Regions from separate parts of the Homo sapiens genome. Here region 1 is linked to region 2. Evidence: chromatin contacts called from ENCODE Hi-C or POLR2A ChIA-PET data. All regions are on one chromosome and are shown on one strand. Each heading gives the region's core, a stretch centred on a gene start or an enhancer-like site at or near the end of the contact. The rest is flanking DNA. Distances are from core to core; before and after follow the strand shown.

What was found. A loop is a pair of places that touch in the nucleus more often than their neighbours do. ChIA-PET counts read pairs that join two places held with the same protein, here RNA polymerase II (POLR2A). Pooled maps may share reads with other maps.
Region 1: a map of chondrocyte shows a loop between it and region 2 (2.3-fold over the local background). The contact joins the promoter of MARCHF2 here to the promoter of ANGPTL4 in region 2. A Hi-C loop is called at or near these places in 16 of 168 maps with a recorded cell type or tissue (HCT116, PC-9, chondrocyte and 11 more), 1 of 37 single-sample maps with no recorded cell type and 18 of 50 pooled maps. POLR2A ChIA-PET finds 5 or more read pairs at or near these places in 21 of 52 experiments (A549, AG04449, AG04450 and 17 more).

What each region holds. Positions count from the first base shown.
Region 1 is chr19:8,411,977-8,414,676 of GRCh38, reverse strand. MARCHF2 (membrane associated ring-CH-type finger 2) reads right to left here and starts at 1,372. Exons shown (of 5, transcript NM_001005415.2): 1 at 1,257-1,372. RefSeq lists silencers at 1,206-1,365, 1,396-1,755 and enhancers at 1,247-1,747, 2,618-2,700.
Region 2 is chr19:8,362,899-8,365,598 of GRCh38, reverse strand. It overlaps ANGPTL4 (angiopoietin like 4), which reads right to left and starts at 1,444. Exons shown (of 7, transcript NM_139314.3): 1 at 960-1,444. The coding sequence starts at 1,277. RefSeq lists an enhancer at 1,778-1,827.

The DNA.
Region 1 (2,700 bases), core at 123-2,622, 49 kb before region 2:
AGAGGAATCAGAGGGCCCTAAAACTCCCTACATTGTGGTCTCAGGCAGCTGTTTTACTCTCTCAGCCTCAGTATTATCATCTCTAAAATGAGTGTTACAGGCCGGGCGCAGTGGCTCACGCCTGTAATCCCAGCACTTTGTGCACTTTGGGAGTTCAAGGAAGGTGGATCACTTGAGGCCAGGAGTTCGAGACCAGCCTGGTCAACATGGTGAAACCCCGTTTCTGCTAAAAAGACAAAAATTGGCCAGGCACGGTGGCGGGGGCCTGTAATCCCAACTACTTGACCAGGGTGAGGTAGGAATCGCTTGAATCTGGGAGGCAGAGGTTGCAATGAGCTCAGATCGTGCCACTGCATTCCAGCCTGGGCAAGAGAGAGAGACTCTGTCTAAAAAAAAAAAAGACGGGGAGTCATAATGATATGTAGTTCATAAATTAGTAAAAAATTAAGAAGTTAATAACTATTAGCTCTTATTATAATTACTATCATCAGCTTACAGAGTTGTTGATGAGAGGTCACACAGTCAACCCTGGCACACACAGTAAGTGCTCAATAAAAGCTCTATTAATATTTTTTAGGGTAAATGTGGAGGTTGTTATTGCATTCATTCCTCCCTGCATGAGAAGCAAGGTTCCAATCCCAGCTCTACTCCTTATGTGCTGTGTGGCCCTGGGCAAGACACTTAACCTCTTTGAGCCTGGACTCTCTCAACTGTATAACAGGGGACATTTCTACTGCTTCCACCTACTCAGTATGGTTTCAAAAGAACTGAATGAGCTCAACATGCCCATTTGACTACCCCGTTTTGAGCACCCACATAGCACAGGGCATCCTGTTTCAGCATCTTTGTGCAAAGTGGCTGGGTCATTATATTATAACTTACTATTTTGCAGGCAGAGCCGCTCTGAGAAGGAGGTTGGGGAAGGGCATTGGCCACTTAGCAGTTGCCTACTGTGTGTCAGGCGTTTTCTGCACCAGCCACCTCCTGAATCCTCCCAGAAGCCCCATCAGGTTGGCAATGGGATGACCCAGTTTCACAGGTGGGGAAACCGAGGCTCGGAGAGGCGCCTATGTGTGCCGGACCCCGGAGACCTCCCACCGGCCTTGACACGGGAACTGAGGTCCCCGCGTCCCCGAGAAGGCTGTGGCCAAGGGATCGAGCCCAGCCGTCCCGCCCGGGTGCCGAGCTCCGGCCTCGAACCCGGGGCCGGCCCGCGGACTGGCGTCCTCCGGCCCTACCTGCAGGCCCGTGCCTACCTGATCCGCGGCCGGGCCGGGCGGCCGCACAGGCCCCTCGGTTCGCCTCGGCCCCGGTCCCGGCCCGGCCCGGCCCGTCGGCGCCACTAGCTCCGCTCCGGCCGGCACCTGCGTCCGGGCACCGCCCGCCGAGCCGACAGCGCCGCGGACCAATAGCGACCGCCTCTCGCCTGCATTCGCCAATCGCCTTGCACGTCCCGCCCTAAGAGGCGGGGCCGGAGGCCACAGGGACGACTTGGGCCGCACAGGCCCCGCTGTGCCGCAGCTGCTGGCTCCGCCCCTGCCGCGTCTTGGCTCCGCCCCCAGCTCCGGCTCCGCCCCAGCACTGGCCCCGCCCCAGCCCCGCCCCAGGCACGAGGGGGTGCTGCTGCGCCACCTGCAGACGGCCAGCGTCCTCTAATAAATAAAACCTCTGCAGAATTTAACTTTTTTTTTTTTGAGACTGGCCGGGTGCAGTGGCTCATGCCTGTAATCGGAGCACTTTGGGAGGCCGAGACGGAAGGATCGCTTGAGGCCAGATGTTGGGGACCAGCCTGGGCAACATGGTGAGTTCCCGTCTCTACAAAAAATTTAAAAGGATGGGCGCGGTGGCTCACGCCTGTAATCCTAGCACTTTGGGAAGCCGAGGCGGGCGGATCACGAGGTCAGGAGATCGAGACCATCCTGGCTAACACGGTGAAACCCCGTCTCTACTAAAAATACAAAAAAATTAGCCGGGCGTGGTGGCGGGCGCCTGTAGTCCCAGCTACTCGGGAGGCTGAGGCAGAGGAATGGCGTGAACCCGGGAGGCAGAGCTTGCAGTGAGCCGACATCGCGCCACTGCACTCCAGCCTGGGTGACAGAGTGAGACTCTGTCTCAAATAAATACATAAATAAATAAATAATAAAATAAAATAAAATAAAAGTTAGCCAAGTGTGGTGGCCCAGGCCTGTAGTCCCAGCTGCTCTGGAGGCTGAGGCAAGAGGATCACTTGAGCCCAGGAGTTCGAGGCCAGTCTGGGCAACATAGTAAACTCACCCACCCCCATCTCTAAGACAGATCAATTTTTAAAAAAATACTGCACTATATGTTCACTTAGTATAAGCACACTTTTGCACATAATCACAGTATAACCTTCAAAATCAGAAAATTAATGTTCATCTAATATTATCATGTAATTCCCAGAGCCCATTCAAAGGCCAGGTGCAGTGACTCATGCCTGTAATCCCAGCACTTGGATCATTTGAGGTCAGGAGTTCGAGACCAGCCCGGCCAACATGGTGAAACCCTGTCTGTACTAAAAATACAAATAATTAGCTGGGTTTTGTTGTGGGCACCTGTAATTCCAGCTACTCAGGAGGCTGAGGCAGGAGAATTGCTTGAATCTGCAAGGTGGAGGTTGCAGTGAGCGGAGATCTTGCCACTGCACTCTAACCTGGGCAACACAGCCAGACTCTGTCTCAA
Region 2 (2,700 bases), core at 195-2,694:
ACTGCAACCTCTGCCTCCCAGACTCAAGTGATTCTTGTGTCTCAGCCTCCCAAGTAGCTGCCACCACACCTGGCTAATTTTTGTATTTGTATTTTATTTTATTTATTATTATTATTATTTTGAGATGGAGTCGAGCTCTGTCGCCCAGGCTGGAGTGCAATGGCATGATCCCGGCTCACTGCAACCTCCGCCTCCCGGGTTCAAGAGGTTCTCCTGCCTCAGCCTCCCCAGTAGCTGGGATTACAGGCGCCCACCACCACACCCAGCTAATTTTTGTATTTTTAGTAGAGACGGGGTTTCACTGTGTTGGTCAGGCTGGTCTTGAACTCCTGACCTCAGGTGATCCACTGGCCTCGCCCTCCCAAAGTGCTGGGACTACAAGCGTGAGTCACCGCACCTGGCTTTATTTTTATTTTATCGCTATTATTTTTTTGAGGAGTCTCACTCTGTTGCCCAGGCTGGAGTGCAGTGCTGCGATCTCGGCTCACTGCAACCTCTGCCTCCCGGGTTCAAGAGATTCTCCTGCCTCAGCCTCCCAAGTAGCTGGGATTACAGGCATGCACACCATGCCAGGCTAATTTTTTGTATTTTTAGTAGAGACGAGGTTTCTCCATGTTGGCCAGGCTAGTCTCGACAGCAGGTGGAGGCTCCGTGAGCCACTGCGCCCGGTCGTTTTTTAATTTTATATTTATTTTATTTTATTTTATTTATTTTGTGTGTGTGTGTGTGTGTGTGTAGAAGAGACGGGGGTCTCGCTATTTTGCTTTAGGTGGTCTTGAATTCCTGGCCTTGAGCGAACCTCCCTCCTCGGCTTCCTAAGGGGGGAGCCCATCCCTTGACGCAGGGAAGCCCAGGGAGCCACAGTTGCGCACCCCGCCCCCACGCCCCACTCCTGTCCATACCCTTCCAAGCCAGGAGAGCCACTAGGGGCGCGGAGAACCAGCCCTGGGGACACGTACCTGCAGGCTGTGAAGGACCTCAGGGTCCACCCGGCTCTCAGGGGCTAACGGGAGGTCGGTGGACCCCTCGGTTCCCTGACAGGCGGACCCGCACGCGCTCAGGCGCCGCTCCAGCGCGCTCAGCTGACTGCGGGTGCGCTCCGCGTGTTCGCGCAGCCCCTGGCCGAGCTGCAGGAGTCCGTGCGCCAGGACATTCATCTCGTCCCAGGACGCAAAGCGCGGCGACTTGGACTGCACGGGTCCGCCCTGAGCGCTCAGTAGCACGGCGGTGGCGGCGCAGAGCATCAGGGCTGCCCCGGCCGTCGGAGCACCGCTCATCCTCTTAGGTAGCCTGGGAGCGGGGATTCGGGGACTCTCGGGGACGTTGGGGTTCCAGGTGCGAGGACTGGAGACGCGGAGGACCGGGGGTAAGACCCGCTTGGTTGCAGAAGCCGCTGGAAAGAATCGGATCACAGTCGTGTGAGGATCCGCTCAGCTCGGCTTCTCCCCGCCGCGCCCGAGGACGGTTTTTATAAGTTGGGTGCGGAGTGGGCGGAGGAGTCTTGGAGGCGGGGTGCGGGGAGTGCTGGGGGCAGGGCCTGTGGCCGGGGGTGGGGTCCTGTCCTCTGGAGGCCTGGTAGTCTGCGGGCTGGGGGATGCCCTGGGGATGCCAAACTGTGGCTCTCCCGCCCCCGCTCCAGGCTCAGGCAGGCCTTCCTCTACGAACCGTGGGAGACGTGACTCTTCTTTCCCCCACGGTGCCCGCCTCTAGTGTGAAATTGCAAGCCCCCTATTCCGCCCCCGCCTTACCCAGTGGCGGAGAGGGCGCACGCTTGAGGTCAAGACTTCCAGACCAGCCCGGCCAACATCGTGAAACCCAGTCTCTACTAAAAATACAAAAAAAAATTAGCCGGGCTTGGTAGTGCGCGCCTGTAGTCCCAGCTACTCGGGAGGCTGAGGCAGTAGAATCGCTTGAACCCGGGAGGTGGAGGTTGCAGTGCGCCGAGATGGCGCCATTGCGCTCCAGCCTGGGCGACAGAGCCAGAGTACGTCTCAAAATGAAAGAAGAGAAAAGAAAAGAAAAGAAAGAAAAGAGAGAGAAAGAAGGAAAGAAGGAAGGAAGGACGGAAAAAGAAAAGAGAGAGAGGTAGGGAGGGAGGGAAGAAGGAGAGAGAGAGAGAAAAGAGAGAGAGAAAGGAAAGAGAGAAAGAGGAAGGAAGGAAGGAGGGAAAGAAAGGAAGAAGGAAAGAAAGGAAGGAAAAGAAAAAGAGCTGAGTTCAGCGGAGCCCGGAACTCACCAAAAGTCCTTGCCTTGCGGAGGCTTCGTGTGACCTCCATCCCAAGACCAGGAGAGACTTTTCTGGGCTCGCATGTTCCTTCCCGTGAAAGGGTTCGTCATCGCAGCTGTGTTTATGAGATTCTTTGACTTCCATTTCTCCCCTGAGCCCGAAATTATGAGTGCCTTAGCGGCAGGACTTGGATCAGGGCCTCACCCCCATAGCCTACCCTCTACCGCCAGGGTCTTTAATGTCCTGAGCTTTGCCTATAATAAAGCAGGAACTTAGAGAACAGAAAGAGGAGACACAAGGAAGGGAGGAACCAGGGCGGTCGCCCATGACTGTGGTCGCAGCTACTTGGGAGCCTGAGGTGGGAGGCTCACTTGAGCCCAGGAGGTAGAGGCTGCAGTGAGCCACAATGGTGCCACTGCACTCCAGCCTGGGCAACAGAGTGAGATCCTGTCTCTAAAAAAGAAATAAAATAA